2 separate regions of the Mus musculus genome follow, and region 2 is linked to region 1. Evidence: chromatin loops called from intact Hi-C (ENCODE). Cell type or tissue: left cerebral cortex. All regions are shown on one strand. Links, peaks and the distances in the headings refer to the core of each region. The heading gives the core; the rest is flanking DNA. Region 1 overlaps Gm13846 (a long non-coding RNA gene). Region 2 overlaps Plxna4 (plexin A4).

Region 1 (9,358 bases), core at 2,879-7,878:
GAGAGGACTCAGTACACATTCCTCAGTGTCACATGGCATAAGTCAACAGAAGAGCTCGTTTGGTGGGGGGGTGGGGAGAGCAAAAAGCTTGGGTTAGTAGAAAGAAGCCATGCGAGTGCCTGCCCTCAGGATCCTTGCATTGGAGTGCTGGGTTGGGTGCTCTGCTGGGTAAGTGGGACATTGTCACAGATTCCCATGGGAAGCCCTACCACATGGGATCTACTTCTGTATGGGCAAAGCATAAGGGTGATGCAATGGCAGTGAAGGAAATCTCACTGTGCAGTACTGGGTGGGCTGACTTTTAATGCCAGCTGCCCCTGAGAGTTTCTTAGGGAAACAGTTGTCCCTAGAGACTGGGAACCCATCAGGCAGTGCAGTCTCTTTGCAGAGGGCTGGGTGGAGCGAAGGGTGGAAACTCTCTTGGGTTGGGGGTTCAGGGGAGAAGCTGAGGATGACCATCTTCATCTCCAAGTAACCAGGGTAGGGACTTGGGGTCATGCTTAGGCCATCTGTCCCTCTGTAACATGTTATAGGGTAGGTGATGTTCCTTCCTGGGGCCAATCTTCTAATTCTCCAGCAGGGCTTAGAAATGGTGATGACTCACACCTTTAATCCTAGCACTTAGGAGGCAGAGGCAGTAGGATCTCTGTGAATTTGAGGCCAGCCTGGTCTACAGAGTGAACCCTGTCTTGAAACCAAACCAAACCAAACCAAACCAAACCAAACCAAAACCCCCCAAAACAAATGTAAACCCTTCTTGCACAAATGAGTAAGATCGTGCAAGAGTTAATATCTTGCTAGTGCGGATGCTTAAATGATTTTCATGAGGAAAGGCGGTTACGAGAGTCTTGAATCACCCCTGTGACTCAGTGAGCATCTCTAGGGTGGCGACAGTGTTTCTATCATTTTGTAAAAACACATTAAAAATGGCATGCCGAGGGCTGGAGAGCTGGCCCAGAGGTTAAGAGTGTGTGCTGCTCTAACAGAGGACCTGAGTTCGGTTCCCAGTACCCATGTTAAGTAGCTCACAACCATCTGCAATCCAGCTCTGGAGGATATGACACCTCTGCTGGGCTTCACCTGCGTTAACCCCCACACAGAAACTCATGTGTATACACAGTGAACATCTTTTTAAAAAGGCACGCAGAGACTTTTGTGCTTAGAGTTATTTTTCTTCTTTCTGACACTGTTGTTTTTGGTTTCCCTCTTTGTGTGACAGCCCTAAGGAACGCTTTTCAGAGCTTGACTTTAAAGCGCAGGCTAAAGCTGGCCATGGTGGCACACGCCTCTTCTCCCAGCACGTGGGAGACAGATGCAGGCAGATCAATGTGAGTTTGAAGCCAGCCTGGTCTACATAGGGAGTTCCAGGCTAGCCAGAGCTGCACAGTTGAAACTCTCTCTGAGAAAACAAACAAATGAATAAACGAGTGAACACTCCCCCCCCAAACACACACACCAGTCACTATGATTTCAGGACCAAATGGATACCAAGACTGTTGGAAATTTTTGCCCATTTGTATTGACAGGTGTGTAGGTCAACTTCTAGTTGACTTTTAGTTGTAGTGAGGAAGTACCCAAGGCTATTCACTTTTGAGAAAAAAAAAGGTTCACAAGGCTCACACTTCTACAGGCTTCAGCCCTTACCTGGCTGGCTCCATTATTTTGAGCTGTGGTGAATAAAAACATCACGTTGGGGAGCAAGTGATGCAGTAAAGATGGTTACTTCATGGCTAAGGAGAAGAGGGGGTGCAGGCTCACTAGAAGCTCAAGTTCCAATATGTCTTTCAAGAGTAGGAACCCACAACCAAACTTCTTCCTACAAGGCCCCAGGTCCCTTTACCTCCTAATAAAGTCACAGGCTGGTGACCAAGCTCTCAGCACATGACCCACCTCAGGTGAGTGTCAATCACCACAGCAGCGCCAGGCCAGACTCATGATATGCTGGGAGGCACATGGTGGTATCCATCTGTAACTTCAGCACCCAGAAGTGGAGGTCCATCCTTGGCTAGGTTTGCAATAGCTCAGTTGGTAAACTGTGCATCCTGCATGCAAGACCTGCTTTCCACCCTGAGAACCTACATCTAAAATCAGGGTGTGATAGTGTGCCCTTGAAGTCCTATTGTGGAAGAGGAAGAGTTAAGCTGATTTCTGATTCCTAGGGCTCACTGACCTAACCACACAAGAGACTGCTGACTAGTTTGGTATTTTGGGGGTGGGGTGGGCGGGTGGGTTGTTTGCTTGTTTGTTTAGAGCTACAGAGCTTTGAACTCACAGAGATCCATCTGCCTTTGTCTCCCAAGTGCTGGGATTAAAGGGATGCACTCCCATGCCCCTTCTTAATTTTTGCGTCAATTTGACATAAGGAAGGGTTATCTGGGAAGAAGGAATTTTAATGGAGAAAGCACCACCAAAGGAGTTTTCTGTAGGTAAGTCTGTGAAGGGCGTTTTCTTGATTGATGATTGACATGGGAGGGCCCAGCCCATTGTGTGTGGGGGTCCTGGGCTGGGGGGAATCCTGGGATATAGAAGAAAATCAAGTGAGCAAGTCAGGAGGAGCAAGCCAGTAAGCAGCACACCTCCATGGCCTCTGCTTCAGTTCCTGCCTCCATTTCCCTACCCTGTTTGAATTCCTGTCCTGACTTCCTTCAGTGATGGACTGTTACCTGGAAGTACACGATGAAATAAATCCTTTCCTTCCCAAGTTGCTTTTGGTCATGGTGTTTTATCACAGCAATGGGAGTCCTAAGATCCTGTTTTGTTTGTTTGTTTGTTTGTTTTAAATAAACCTTTCCAAACCAAGATGAATGGTACCCGAGGAATACCATTCAAGACTAACTTCTGGCCTCCACACCCATGCGCATGTACCAATACATTCATCAATGACTCTACAGCAAGTTCAATGCTAACCTAGGCTGCATGAAACTGTTTATTAAAACAAAACAAAGAAAAAATTTGAAGAGACAGATATATTCTGGGCAGGGTTTCCTCCCCACAGCCACTCAGCATTTAGTTGAGAAACTAGGCTGGTATCATTTTCTTGCATTTGGCAAAAATCACATGAGGAGCAACCTGAAAGTATACGTTGTCAGTCCGGACCATCCTCCTTTATCAAAGCTACTGCGTTTGTCTTCTTTCTACACCCAGGACACTTTGGAGGCAGATCGCTTGCTTATTGGTACCTCTCTTCCCCTTTTCAAAAATCCTTGGAGAATTTTCTCGCCCAGTTTTTCTTCCTCAGCACCTGGCCACATTTCCTGCACACAACAGCCAGTCAATAAATATCTGTTGTGGCTGATGATGATCAAGAGTGAAATTGAGGAAGCCTTTCATGTGTTGATAATGGCGGTGCTGTGCATCGGATCGGGCGCGAGGGGCTGCCGGAAGCATCGATGATTGTTGTCGCAGTCTCGTCTCCCCGCGCCGACTTAGCAAGCCTCTGATTGAACGATGATAAGGGTATCATTTTGCTGCATTAGGAGGAAAAGGTATATGGAGATTTGATGTGAGTAGTGTTTCATAACTTTCTCTGGATAAAAATAGGGGCATTTGTCTTCTTTCATCTAAGGCTGAATCATTTCTGAAATGGAGCCTTAAATTCTGAGGTGCAGAACATTTCCAGCTAAGCATCCTTGAGAGAGCTCGCTTGCTTCATGGTTTGTTTTTTTCCCTGGCCAAATGGGGAGTAAGATTGCAGAAACCTGTTACCTCCTGATAATTGGAGCTCTGAATGGGCGTGTGCCCACAGAGAGTGGCAGTCACTCCCGGGAGGCTCCTCGCCCTAGGCTGGCTTTGTTTCACCCTAGAGCTGTGACTCAGGGGGACCACAAGGTGTTTTTAGAAAGAGAAATGAAGGGGTATCCTGCATACTGACATTTGTGGGGTACCCATTATTGTGCCAGGCACCGTGCAGAGGACAGAGACCTATCCCTTTTCCAGGGAATTGGGGTGGGTTTTGTGTGTGTGTGTGTGTGTGTGTGTGTGTGTGTGTGTGTGTGTGTGTGAGAGAGAGAGAGAGAGAGAGAGAGAGAGAGAGAGAGAGAGAGAGAGAGACTGCCTCACCCAATCCCTAATAGACGCTAGGAGTTCAGCTCATAAGGGTGGTTAGTGCAGGGTTGCTGATGAGGTTTGGGTAAAGAAAGGCTGGAGGCAGGCATAAATGGTCTTGGTGATGCAATTACTTTTTTTTTGTATTTATTTTTAGCCTATGTACAAAATGTTTTACCTGCACATATATGTATGGATACCACATATGGTGTCCTCAGAGGTCAGAAGTTAGCAGCGAATCCTCAGAATCTGGACTTATAGATGCTTGTGAGCTGCTGGGTGGGTGCTGAGACTCAAACGTGGGTCTTCTACAAGAGCAGCCAGGGCTCTTAACCACCGAGTCACCTCTTCAGCCTCTCCACCTTAATTTTTTGAGACCGTGTTCCTTGCTGAATTTGGAGCTAGACTGACCAGTGAGTCCCTGAGATCCTCTTGGCTTTGCCTCCCTGGTGCTGAGATTACAGACCCACGGCTGCCGTGCCCAGCTTTTTACATGGTATGCCCGGTGTGCAATTAAGGTCCTCATGAGTACCTGACAAGCACTTTACTGACTGAGCTTTCACCGTATCCCCAAATACCTCAATATGTGAAGGGGATGGCTTCAATCCATACCAACGGGAGATGTAGGTTTTTATTAGGGTGATAAAAACTAAGAAAAAAGTCAAGGGTTCCAATTACCTTAGAAGGTCAGAAGGGCTACTGTCTGTCATGTGGTCAATTACCCCAGGATTGTCCTCTGAGAGGGTTAGCCACGCCCCTCCATGGCTGCATCTCAGTCCATCTGCATACACTCTTTCTTCACGCCAGTGGTGCCTCCCGCCACCTCCTCTGCTCTCTTGCTCCATGCTTTGTGAGAAAAGGGACAGAATATAGTATGGTAGAAGGTCCTGGGGGTGGGGATGGGGGTGGGGGAGAGGAGTCCACAGTAGTCCTTTGGCTGTTAGAACCAAGACTGGCTACATTGTTTCATTGAGACAGTGTCACCTGGCAAAAGGATCCTGGTTTATCCTTAAGGTTGGGGTGAAGGTGAGAAATAAAGTAGGTAAAGACAGTAGCCACAGACAGCCTTCCCTCCCCTCTTCTGGGAAAACCAGCTCACGGTTGGCCCATAAGTCTTGCCACTCCCCAAAGAAGCCTCTTGCTAGATCCCCTAGGCCATGGTCACCCAATGATTCGGGTTCAGCAAACAGCTTCCTCTGGTGTCATGTCTTCCCTAATGGAATGACTGCTTACCATACCCAGTTAGAGGAGAAGTGCTCTGCAGATCGAAGCTGGCTGAGTCAGGCCCAGAAAGGAAGGAAAGAGATCACCCCAGTAGGGAGATTGGCTTAGGGAGGCTTGAGAAGGGTCATGGCGCAGGCGGAGGGTCTGTTAGTGTGTGAGGCAGAGGACTAGTCACATGTAGTAGCTGGATACTAAGTCTGGCAGTCTGTAAATGGTAGTGTCAGAAAAGCGGTGGCCTGGTCTGCAGAAAGTGAGGGGAGCAGGGACGAAATGGGCAGAGCAGGTCCCCCTGCCACCATCTCCTAGCCCTGAAGGTGGGATCCTGTGGGAAAAGCCTCAGAGACTGAAAGAACTAGGTCGGTATCTCCGTTAGGGTTAAGCAGGGACATAGTTGCAGTGCTAAAGTCTCTCCACCAGAGGGCGAGAAAGCCCCACATATGAGACCTAAAGGACAGTGGTTGCAGATCAGAATTAGGTCTGCATGGGGAGAGCGTTAGACTGAAGAATTAGGCCTGCCTATAATCATTCTCACCGAGAAAGAGTAGGCAAACGTTTCCCAGCATCTAAAGCCACATGGAACAGAGCATAACTTGTGGGCGTGCTTGCCCTGGTGGGGTGACACTATAAGGTACCCACCCCTCCACCCCACCCGGCTGACACAGGAAAGATCTCATTTGGATCATGTCAGTTCTCCACTTCTCTGATTCATTGTTCAAAATGGGGGGTTAACTCCAATTTTATCTGAGAGGACACTGGCCCGTGAGAGCATCACTGGAGGTGTCAGGGCCACACCTTCTGCTCTGAGGACCCTGGAGACGGATCACCACTGCTCATGGGCCTGGCTGAGGGGCCTGCCTTTGTTCAGTTGTAGGCAGGACAGTCTCAGAATCAGACTGAAGCCAGGGCAGCTGCACAACACGTTGACCCTAGGGTTCATCATCCTTGATATGAATATTAAAGACCAGCTCTTAACTAAGGTCCATCATCAGGGATGATGTCAGCGCACCAACATTCTCTTGAGAGTGAAGGCAGCAGAGTTCAGCAATGGCAGTGGTGGGGGCTCGCCCTCTCTCTGTCCCTTGAGCCTGAGCACTGGTTTGAATCATGGAGGGAAGGGAGTCCTTGTGAGTAATGAAGGGAGATGGGAGAGGCCGTGAGATCACACAGTCTTTTTTTTGTAACATCACATTTTTTATTGATTACTTGAGAATTTCATATACTGTACCCCAATCTCACTAGGCCTCCCAGATCCAGCCCTCAACTCTTGTGACCTTATCCCAGAAAAAAGAAGAGAACAAGAGGAGGAGGAGGAAGAGGAGGAGGAGGAGGAGGAAGAGGAGGAAGAAGAAGAGGAGGAGGAGGAAGAGGAAGGGGAGGAAGAGGAGGAAGAGGAGGAAGAAAAGGAGGAGGAAGAGGAGGAAGATGATGAGGAAGATGAGGAGGAGGAAGAGGAGGAGGTGGAAGAGGAAGAGGAAGAGGAGGAAGAGGAAAACCAAGGACATTGTGTATTGCCCACATACTCACTAGAGCATGGTCAAACTCCCAGTGGCCAACCTCTGAAAGAAAACTGTTTCCCCACCCCCACCCCCATCAAAAGCCATCAGCTGTGAAGAGTTATACTTCAGCATCTCCATCAGAATTCTAAGAGTTCTTTTCAATGGCTTCCTGTCTAGAGTGTTTCTTTTTTGGGAGGGGGTAGGCGTGAGGGTTGGGGTGGGAGAGGTTGTCACAGAGGACATCTATGTCTCTCAGTCTCAGCTGTGAGTCTGCAGTCATCACGCCCACTGCAGAAGAGGCTTCCTTGTCCTTCACAGTCGGGACATGGGTCATGGATCCCCACATACTTTCTGGGGACACACAGACCCACGGACATCAGCACAGACCTCAGCTGTAGCACAAATTACAGACGCCATCGTGGTCCTCTGCGGCAGCACAGGTCACAGGTATCAACATGGCCTTTAGTGGCAGCATGGGGCATAGACACCAACATGGTCTCCAGTGGTAGCACAGCCTATGGGCATCAGCATGGCCCTTGGCATGGACCACGGACACTATCATGGATTCAGGTGGCAGCACATTTATACAGATCTGTATAAATATTTTCCTCTCTGGGCATTAAGAAGCAATCCAGAGGAAGAACAAGTCAGACACTTGTCTCCTCTTCCATGATCTGTGGGACAGTAAACCATGCCAGGAAGCTTGGTGGGTAGAGCGGGTTGAGACCCCGGAAACTCACACCTGAGATAGAAGGTGCCTCCCTGCTCCCTGCTAGATACCTGGTCTGGAAGACCTGCCACACTTCCCACATAAGGAAATGTGACCTGTGGTGACGTTCACCTAGAACAGAGTTCTCCATGCTAAAGAAGTACCTAGAGGCACTGAGAGTTTAGCCAATAAGCTCCCCTTCCCAGACATTCCTCCCTGCAAATGGTATTTAATCTCGGGTTCATCCACCCTGAGAAGAAGATATGAATATTTTCCAGGATGAACAATCAATAAATAGTTTGGAACCTAGGACTGTCTCTTTCATCTACCACCGTCATGGGGAGCACGGAGCAGGTCTTCGCCTACAGAGCCACACAGCCTAAGTCTCCCATAGGAGGGCCCTCTGGGCCCTCAGACAACTGCTGCTACCTTCGCCAATGAGCAAAGCTGGAGCGCCCAGCCCCAGGCCTGGTCGACATGCCATTCTCAGCCTGTCAGCCCCCAGTGGTTTTAGCCTTGCTGTGGCCCGTGGACCCCTGACACCTTGTTCCCGACTCCTCTGTGTGGTTCTCTAGCAGCGACTAGATGCTCAGAAGTTAGGGAACACCAGCTTCGGCTTGCTCACATCTCGGACTGTTTTCCCACCCCCAGAGCGGTGTCTCTGTGCTTCCCTGAAGCCCAGCACCTACCAGGCAGCAGCGTGGGTGGGATAAGCGTAGTCAAGCTCCCTGCGTTTCTCTTCCCAAGCGGCCGTGCCCTGCCACGGGGTGGGATGCGGACCCACAATGGTCCAGGAAAGAGGATGCATTTTGTTATTGCACGTGGCTGACTCAGACACAGGGAGGAGAGATGGGTCTGTTCGATTGGTTTAGTCTTGCCACAGTCTAGGGAGGGACTCTAGAGGAAGAAGACCCGTTGTAGCTAAAGCAGTGCAGGAGAAAATCAGACCACATCAAATGGCATGGAAGGCTGAAGAAGCTGTCCAGGACAGAATCTGCCTCTGAGAGAAAGAAACGGAAGAGGGTGAGTTTTTTAGTGAAAGAGGTGATCTAGGTTATGGTGGGCTTGGGGCAGCAGCCACATTTCATCAAAATACCTCTGTCCTCTTCTGTTGGTCACATGTGGGGAATCCACAGGAGTGCACGTGACACAGCAGTGACTGGAGCTCCAGCCTTGCAGCAGGGTCTGTCCTGAGGAACCTTGGGCCTGATTTGCAGCTACGCTGGGAGGGACCTCCCTTCTCTGAGAGACTGTTGCTTTCTCAGGTCTCTGCAACACAATTTCCCATCTTCTACAGAGTCACAGGTCAGCATCGAACATAGCCTCTTTCAGACCACAGGATCCCTTCACCAGGTGACAAGTGGGGTCCAGGAAGACCGGACAAGGACCAGGTCTTGTATTGTAGGTGTTCTAGGGCCTGTTAGAAACACAAAGTAACATGTGTCAAAGCCCTAGGACTCCTTCAGAGTCTGGCTATGTAATGTTTTCTGGGGGGAGGTGTGGGTGAAGGGGACAATCTTTGATCTTCCATTTTCAGTTGTGCAATGGAAAGGCCCCACCCTGTCCCACCCCACCCTGCCCTGCCTTCAGGGCTCTTTTTGCAAGGTGTGATGCCAGTGACTGTGAATACACTGTGCCCTGTGTAGCATGGTGCAGACGTGGAGAGTGTCATATTCTTTCTTCTGGTAAAGTAGGACCCCTCTTTCTCCCCCTTGAATCTCCTCTGCTGCCTGTCTCCTTGTTTTTGTGAGATGTCATCTCTCTTAGGGACAGTCAGTCCCATGGTTTCAGGTGAAGCCACCAAGCCTGTGTATCTATTCCCCATTGAAAGGTGAACGGAGGAAGGGGACAGTGCCCTTCTAGCCTGGTCCATTTTCTCTTTGGG
Region 2 (9,358 bases), core at 2,866-7,865, 670 kb after region 1:
CCTGTAGTGGCCTAGGTATAAAACAGAATGGTTTATGCTCTGAGGACTGTGGGTGTGGTTGGTTCCTTTTCTTCCTGTTGATCTTAGGTCTTTGCATATCAGACATTTGGTCTCAAGTCAGTACCTGACACTAGAGGGCTGCTGTCTGCTCCTTTCTGATTTTTTGGGGTCTCCAGAGTGAACCCTAATCAGCAAGAAGGTGGAAGGGAGATGATGGGAGGAGGGATGTAATGAGGGAACAAGGTGAGAGTCAAGAGGTGAGTGAGTCCAGATTTTACAGGCTCCCGAGTTCTCAAACTGCAAAAATGCATCTCTATTAAGCCTTCAAAACACAAGCCCTGTGACGAAACCCTCCCTCTTGGTCCACAGTTTGACCTTTTAACTGGCCTTCTTGATTTCTCATCCCTCAGAGTGGACCCGAGAAAGTCATGATGGAGTAGCTTCCTCCTCAGCCAAACACGACAAAGTTGTGTCATGTCACATAGCCTCCTCCTGGATTTCTATGTATGTGAATATTTCCTCAATCTCCAATGGGCTGCCATCACTTTTTGTGCAGAGTGTATATAAATAAAAGCATCAGGGGCTTGAAGATTATCCGATTCGCCCCTCTCCTATGCGTGCATCTGGAGTCTGTGTACTTCCTCCATGGCTCTCCCCTCCCTAACTTTTCCATTGGCACCCACGATGAGCACTGGAGAGGGCTGGAAATGCAGTGGCATTTCTGTGCCTGGGGTTTGAGGGACAGGACCAGAAGGACTCTTATACTGCTCCACTGTGAATGGGCTCTGGGAGGGTCCTTTATGTAGTCTATTCATTCCTTTACCGAACAGTAAGCATCGACAGTGTGAAATCCTATTTTGGTCCATTAGGAATGGGCTTTGGGGGTCTCTTTTTGCCTGGTTTACATCAGCTGAGCACCTACTGTGTCAAATCCTGATCAGAGACAGGAAGATCTAAAGGGAATTTAGCTGGTCACCTTCCTAGTCTCCTTTTCTAAAATAATTCATTTTCAGGGAGGGGATTTGGAAAACAGTTTCCCATTTGTTTTCCAGTTTGGTTCATGCTGGTATAGTAGGTGAACAGTGAGCATTTGTACATTAAAATGAGCCATAGCACCATGAAGGTAAAGGGGTAGTTCTTCCCCCCCATTTTTAAGATGCTTTTATGAGGCATCTTGTTATAGCAAGAAAAGCAGGGAGTGCACAGCCTAGCACACCAGGTTAGTAACAGAACACACGGCAGTCGTGCTTTATTCCTGTTGTGATAATGTGACTTCAAGCATGAGGGCTGCACCCGGCCAAGCATCACAGGAGAGGACCAGCCTACGGCCATCTGACCCAAGAAATGCCACAGATCAAAGTCCAAGGCGTGATGTCTCCTGAACCCTGGCCACATTCATACCATTGTCAGGTCAAAGTTCTCTAAGTGAGACAATCAGAGCTGGGACTCTCCGTAGTCTCAACTGCACTCTCTCAGGTCTCCCAGTCACGTTTCCATGTTTGCATTGGGGTGATAACACATGTCTTTGCAGCAAGCTGTCTACCTGAAGCTCGGAGTACCTTCCCGTTCTCAACAGAAACTGAATTAATCAATTTAGGCTTCTGGAAAATGGTAGGTTTCTTATTTTAATTTCCCTCTCCCCTGATGGAATGGTGGTGGGGAGTAGAGGCCCTGAACTCTCACAATCTAGTAAGATTTTAAAACACAGATTTAAAACTTCTCTCTAGAGCATTTACTCAACAGTGGTTTCACACCTCCAACTTTGAAGAGGGTTTTCATGTAGAGCACATAGGTGGCCCTTAGAGCCTTGGGGTGAGCCAGCTTTATAAAGAGTCCTTAGGTACCAGCCTTCTAGCAGATGCGTGACAAAAAACTGGATGTGAAATGACTGTACAAACCCCTGTTACCACTGCAGCTCGCCGCCAGGTCTCGTGCACTAAGCCTACTGCCATTACCATGTGGCCTGGACATTCATTTTCCTTTCAACAGGTTCACAAGTAAAGCATTAGAGACTTATCACAGAAAACCCACTCTTTAGTCCTCCGCCTCCCCCTTTGGATCAATGAAAAATTTGCATGAACAAATGAGGTGCTATAAATCTTACCATTTCTCAGACCTAGGTATATACTATTGTGTCGTGTTATATTTAATTAGGCTGCATTGGGTTAAATGTACTGTACTGGAAGAGACTGAACTGGCTTCAATTGGACTGGAGTAGACTAAGTTAGGTTGGGTTAGATTAGGTTGAATTAAGTCGGGTTGAATGGAATTGAATTGGGTTGGCTTTACTGGTCTTTGTGTGAATTAAGCAAGTTTGGATATACCAAGTCTTTCCTGATTGCTTACATTCTGTGGTATCCAATACTCACTCGATAACTCTTGCTGAGCCACAGTGGCCAAGATGAGAGTGGTGAGAACACAGTGGGGCCCCACAAGCAAAGGATAGTGCCACATTGTCTGAACACCAGCTTCGGAGACCCTCCTAGTTGGTCCCTTTCCTTAGCTGGCTCAGGTTGCAACCAATCATCCAAGCTGCTTCAAAAGGGGATAGGGAAGAAAGCCAAAGTCGGGGAGTGAAGAGCCAGAGAGAGCAGGCAGGGCGTGGGGAGGGGTAGGAGCCAGGCAGCTGAGTTTGCATGCCAGCAAGCAATCTCTCAGAGTAGGAGAATCTGACTCCTGGGAAAGACTGTGATCTGTTTTCCCTCCAGACTGGGGTAACTCGGTCAATGAAACTCAATCCTGATTGGTTGTGACATGAGGTCATAGACAGAGGCAGGGCAATGTCAGAAGTTCATCTACATACAACAAGTGGGCTTGCAGGTGTGTGCAAGGAAGGCAGGTAGGCGGGGAGGGCAGAATAGCCCCTGGGGAACTGGCAGCCGTTCTAATCAAACAGGCCAACATGCCTGCCCAGAATTCAGAGCACCCGAGGGGGTCACAGTGAGCTTGACCCTTTGGTAACCCTACTCACTACAGGGGAACTAAGGCACGCGGGGGGTGGGAGGGGGATAAAAAGCAATAGTGCTCCAAATCCAGAGCTTCAGGGGGAGAGATGTCTAATTATTCTGTGCTCTGTTGTTTTGGCTATTGGGGGCTCGATGGAAGGAAGATCAGTGCTCCTCTCCCTGGGGCTGGGAGTCAAGGTTCTAGACCCACTCTCCTCCTATCTCACAGAGGGAGGAGCTCCACAGCTCCCACTAACACCTTTGCTTCTTGGTCTCCCCATCCCAGAAAATAGGAAGGAGGAAGGAACCTTTTAAAGCATCTAGTCATCATCATGAACTTGGCTTTCCCTCTCTCTTCTCTCTCCCATCTCATCTGTCTCTTAAGACAGAAATCTAATACATCTGTGCTCACTATAACAGATAACCCCAGCTGCTGCTGCAGGCTGCACAAGACTGGGGGGAGGGGCCTGGCTAGGGAGGTGTGTAGATGTGCATGTTTAGTATATAAATGGCTACGAATGTGTGCATGCATGCGTACACCCACGTGCCTGTTCATTTGTGGTTTTCTGAAGCTGCTCTTTAAACCCCTGTGGCATCCCCGCTGAATCTTGCATCTCCTCCTGCAGCCAGTAGGTGGCAGAGCTGCAACAGGCCGCTGATTCCAGTCCGATGGCACCAGGGTCAGGACGAGGGAGGGAAGACCTGTCCAGTAAGCTCCCCCTGCCCCAAGGTGTCCTATGGAGCAGAGGTCCTGAGCAAGACGATTTAAAGGAGAGCTAGCCAAAACGCTTTTGAGATCTCTGTATTTCTTGATCTACTCCTTTCTGTCTTCCCTAGGTTTATCTAGAAAGGGAGACTTTTTGTTGGTGGTGATGTTGCTGGCATGTGTTTGTCTGTTTTATTTCTATTTTTGTTTTCCACGACTGAGAAGCATCTGCAGTGCGGTTTTTACACTGACTGGACAACAACACTCTGCCTGTGGAGTTTATGACAGGGCAGCTTCCAGAGGGGTCCCTTCCTTTTGGATTATCACTCATCAGAGCTATAGGGACCTGGGAACTTGAACTTCAAATAAGCACTCCTGGTGGTCAGCTGGCATGCTGAGTCCAGGGAAACACTAATAAGAAAGAAGCCTGTAATATACAGAGCCACCTAGGGCAGTTTTCAGGTCTTGTCATTCCTAACCCTTCAGCCTGCTTCTTTCAGCTACCTGTACCCACACTCCTTCATGCCCCCCGGGGGGGGGCGGGGGGGGCAGGGCTTCAACTCCAAATCTTAATCACCTAGCACTTTCCTCTGGCGCACTCCCAGGGCTATGAGATTCCTGTGCTTCTCCACAGGACTTAAGAGGACTACCTGTCCTCTAAGAAGGTTTTCTCACACTACCAAGAGGAGACCCTGTCACTCCAACCTTGCTCCTGTGCCCCCCTCATGCTCCTGCATTCCTGGCCCCAACGGAGTCAACTGTCCTGGTAAAAAGGTTCCACAGATGCGTGACCCAGAGCTGCGCTGACAGATATAGAACCAGAGCATCTCCCTTCAAAGACAGCATAGCATGAGACCCAAACAAAAGAGTCACCCAAACAAAAGAGCACAACACAGAGAGGCCCCCGAGACCGTGTATACCAGTTTACTCTGACTACACTAAAACAGATGGTTCCAGACTCAGAAAGGCTTTTCTCAAAATACTCAAATTCTGAAGTCTCAAGTCATGGTTCCCGAGAGGTCACATCTCTAAAAAGGCCACTAGAGTCCTCCCCTTCCTACTTCTTGTGACTACTCCTAAGCCCTGCTGTTCCTTGGCTGGTGGCAATGTCCCTTCTTCCCCATGTCATCCGCCTTAATGTCTGCTTCCTTTGGCTTCTGCAGATGCTGCGAGCCTGTCAGATTCCATCCTAGCTTGATTCCACCCATAAAGAGCTTATATCCAAATCAGCCATCGTACATGAACACCAGAAGTTAGGAATTCACCTTTTCTTTTAGGGGACTGCAGTTCAACCCATAGAGGACTAGAAACCAAAGGAGCACGTCTTTCACTTCTTCCCTTCTGTCTGGTGAGAGGGGTGCTGAGATGGAGTCTCAGTAACTTCCCCGCCCTCCACTTCTAAGAGGGTCCAAGTGTTTCTTTTGGTGGATACAGTATGAAAACCACATTCATATACATCCCTCGGGATACCCTAGAAGAATTTAAAGCAAGAAGCTTCAGGATCCCCTGCTAGAGCTTCTGAGTGCTGGCCTGGCCATTTTCCAGTGACCTCTGGGAACTTGACAGACATGGAAACTCTGTGGACTCAGTCAGAAGCTCAGGGAACCTAAACCAGTTAGCATCCTGCACTGGATAATCCTTGATGCTTTATTATACTTGAAGTGATGGTTCCAGTCACAGAAGACATGAGAGTGTCCCCAGCAATAGCCAGCAACCACACATCACTTATTGCCAAAGATCTCCCCCATCCTTCTGTGCTCTGTGGCAGGCACACCTCTCCCGGAGGCCCTTTCATGGCCTCCTGTGAGCAGCTGGAGAATGTTAGCCATCCACTCCTCCCATGATCACAGCCAGCCTCTGTCTCTCCTTACCTGGCTGCCCTCATACATACTTGCCTGTCCTCACCTCCCTCCAGCTCTCTTGACAGAGAGAAAAGCTTGCCAGGGGTTGGCTAAGTTAACTCTGCTCACACGCAAAACAAACCGTTATTTTTTTCCCCTATCTGCCAAGCTGCTGAAGGCAAGAATGTCAAGCCCAGGGTGTGTGTGTGTGAACGTAAGATCTACAGTTATCCTAGCGTGTCTGAGTTCTAAGCAAGCGTTTGTTGTTGTTGGGTTTTGTTTTGTTTTTTAAAACCATGGTCTAATTCCCAGGGAGCTGCCAGTGGCAACCTCTTGGATGTGCTTTATGCCAGTGGTGACAGTCTCTGTACACATTGCCTGATTCAGGGGATGAACAACCACTATGAATAAGAGATGACGGGCCATTCCTGGCATCTGCTTGTGTTTCTGATCCCCTGGAAAGGCAGTTTCCTCCCAGCCATCTTAGATGCTGGTATGTGCCTGTTTGCACATAGAGATGCAGGCAGGCAGGGAGATGGACAAGCAGGGCGTTTGGGAGGACAGGTGTTAGAGCCTGGCAAATGCTCGAGAAATAAAAGCTATTTCGGTGGGGAGGTGAGGAGGGTCACAAAAGTCTTCTGCCGAGAGATACAATGCATGTACTAAGAGTGTAAGTGTATGTGTGTGTATGGGCACACGTGTGTACGGGGATGGGGAGACCCCTAGGACAGCCCCAAGTCCCTGGGAACACTGCCCAGCCTAAACATGAGCAAGAAGGGAAGCTGTGGAAGGAGAAAGGGTGGGGGATATTAATAGTACAGGGTTCCATGCCTCAGAAGAAGGTAGCAGCAAATAGAGGCTCTTGGCAAATTTGAATCCAGTCACAAAGCCAAGAAAAATGGGAGAGTCCTGAGTTAGCGCTGAGCTGTTAAGATATTCTTTAGTTAACTTCCTTAGGACTGGTGTGTTCCTGGGACCCCAAGGGAAGGTCAAGTTGGATAATCACATGTTTCCGTCTTCTAGATCTCAAGCAGAAACCAGGAATCACCATAGTAGAATCATTGTTCAATCAAAATGAACACAGAGGGGAAGGGGTTTCAAAGAGACTGTGTGAGGAAGCTAGACATCTTCACAGGCAGGCACTTTGGTCTGAGACCCAATTTGCATAGAATCTATAAGCCAGACAGACAAGGGCTTGCTTGAGTTTAGCTTCCCTAAAAGGGCTGCCTGCATTATTTCCCTTAAGCCCACATCAGGATGCAAGAGATGTGTGTACCACACAGCAAGAAGGCAGAAGGGAGGGGCAGGGGGAATTGGAGAGACAGCTCAGTGGTTAAGATCAGTACTGCTCTGCATCAAAGTTTGATTCCTAGCACCCAGGTGGACAGCTCACAACTGCCAGCAACTCTTGCCTCAGAGAGAGCTGGTGCCTCTGGCCTCAGAGGGTACCTGCACTTATATGAACATACCCACACCCTCCCCAACAAGACAGATGGGCAGACAGACAGACAGACAGACAGACAGACACACACACACACTTAAAAATCATTTTTAAAAACTAAAGGAAGAGCAGTTGGGTGTCCTGACCACAGCTCCCTCTGAGTGACACTAATGCCATTTCAACCCCCAAAGCACACAGGGCCCCAAAGAAGCAGAGTCTCTCCGGCACCCCTGCTTCAGGAAGCTCTTTGCCTTTACTTCCTAAATGCCTCAGCTGGCATATGTATTTTTAAATAACTGTGGCCTATTCTGTATTATGGACTTAAGAAGTCATTGGGTCACTCTGGAATAAGAAGGGATGCTTAGGAGGAAACGGATGCCACAAAATCCCAAGACTCCGTTTTCTGCAACGTGCAGGGTCATTCAGAATGAGCAGCATAGTCACCCCCCCCCCCATTGCTCTGAGCTGTCTTCGGAAAATGCAAGCAGAAAGACCTTAGGATGAGAAATAGCAGGTTGGAGGTGGGGCCCATTTATATCAATGTATTCTCTGGTGCCGATGGGACACTATGGTGGCATAACGGGAATCCAGGGAGGGAAGATATGGATGGAAGCAGAGACTCATAACTCAGATGGCCACTGAGCTGTGGTCCCTGTGACTTCATCTTGTCTACTCTTTCTTCTCTCCTACCCGACAACATGGCTGTAAATCACCTGTGCCTGCATACTGCTTAGGGCTGATACACGATTCATGGAATCAGAGGCCAGATAACTGCTGGGAACACAAAGCCAAGAAAAATGGGAGAGTCCTGAGTTAGCACTGTAGCTGTTAAGATATTCTTTAGTTAACTTCCTTAGGACTGGTATGCTCCTGGGACCCCAAGGGAAGGTCAAGTTGGCTAATCACATGGGTTCATTCCACAGAAAACAACATCACACGCTTATCTTCTCTCTGCTTCCCATCATCCACATGTCCCTTTCTTTCTTATTACTGTGCCCCTTGGTATTTATCCAAACTTATCAGTGTTAGCAGGGGGGATATGATTGGACGGTAGGCAAAATGAGCATTTACTTAGCTCTTTACAGAGATTAAAGATCTCACAGCATAAGGATGTGGGTGTATTGATGAGGAGTAAAACACCTACCGCTTGATCCATCTGGTCTGACTATGATCTAAAGTGTCCTTGCATTAGCTCCTCCAATCCTGACAGTGACCTGAGGACTTGTCCATTGGAGGGAACAGAAGGAGCCTAAACCACCAACTCCCAACCCAACAGTTGACCTGGCCCTCCTCATATCCATCAATACAATTCATAAACTAATATACAAAACCATTTAACCTTCAAAATTATTTTTGAATTTATCTGAAGGGGTTCTAGAATTCATAGCATGTTTTCAATAGCCAAATCTCATTCCGCTCTTATCTTCATTAGGGTTACTTTTGTGGCCATGAGACACCAGGGCCGGAAGCAACTTGGAGGAAAGGATTTCATTGGCTTACATTTCCTCATCACTATCCATCACTGAAAGAAATCAGAACAAGAACTCAAATGGGACAGGAACCTGGAAGGAGGAGAAGTATTCTTTCCTGGCTTACTCTTCATGGCTTGATCAGCCTGCTTTCTTACAGAACCCAGGACCACCAGCTCTGGGATGATAACACCCACAATGGGCTGGGCCCTCCTCCACCAGTTACTAATTAAGAAAATGCCCCACAGGTTTGGCTACACTCGTATGGAGGCATTTTTGTTTTGTTTTGTTTTGTTTATAGAAGCTTCTTCAGAATGACTTCTAATTTGTGTCAAGTTAGCATAAAACTATCCCACACATGGAAAGATGAGGGGATTTATTCTAGCCATTATAGCAGATACTCTCCAGTGCAAGTCTATTGTCCTCCTGCCTCCCAAGAACTCTATGGTACAGGGTGTCGTTGTGCCAGGCAGTCCTCTGGGAGGATCTCATGGGCCATGGTTGAAGAAGACTCTGCTAACGCAGAGTGGTGACCATGATTAAGTGGTTCTGGAAAAGGACTCAACCCAAGATTGAAAACCCCTTGACGAAATCTACAAGGTTGTCAAGGCAGGAAGACTTCAACTCCACCATCACCATCATTATTGTGGTCATTACTCTTCCGTATCTTGGCAGCTACAGGAAATAAACCCTACCCTCTAAGATAGGATGAGCCCCCTCTCATTGTGGCTCCTCCAAGCACATAGTGATTCCACACAAAACACAAATAAATTCAGGTACAATTAATCGCAACATCCACCAGAGGACCAGTGAGGACCTGGACCACAGTGAGCAACTCTAAGGTAACTAGAGACAGCAAGACAATGGATAACAAGAGTCTACAGACACTTGTATTATCTACAAAGTTACTGGAGAACATTAGACAAGGATATTCGTAGCAAATCCTCTACTGGGAT

The links. Hi-C counts contacts between places; a loop is a spot of excess contacts. Peaks named below come from ENCODE experiments on the same cell type or tissue, not always from the same donor. Only the 100,000 strongest peaks of a DNase experiment are listed, where the experiment ranks them.
Region 2: it touches region 1 in a loop (6-fold over the local background); 8 of 42 quality-filtered maps call a loop at or near these places.

What each region holds. Positions count from the first base shown.
Region 1 is chr6:31,655,265-31,664,622 of GRCm38, forward strand. All of the region lies in intron 1 of Gm13846 (a long non-coding RNA gene), which reads left to right. Gm13848 (predicted gene 13848) reads right to left here. Exons shown (of 3, transcript NR_152155.1): 2 at 8,570-8,890; 3 at 6,956-8,473. Among named protein-coding and RNA genes, the nearest start is that of Gm13848, 6.2 kb to the right of the region's middle. In left cerebral cortex, for the core only: a CTCF peak has its summit at 5,678 (motif pointing right); DNase peaks (open chromatin) are centred at 3,628 and 5,677; H3K27ac peaks cover 296 bases.
Region 2 is chr6:32,324,713-32,334,070 of GRCm38, forward strand. All of the region lies in intron 3 of Plxna4 (plexin A4), which reads right to left. Among named protein-coding and RNA genes, the nearest start is that of Plxna4os1, 180 kb to the right of the region's middle. In left cerebral cortex, for the core only: a CTCF peak has its summit at 3,579 (motif pointing right); DNase peaks (open chromatin) are centred at 3,557 and 5,916.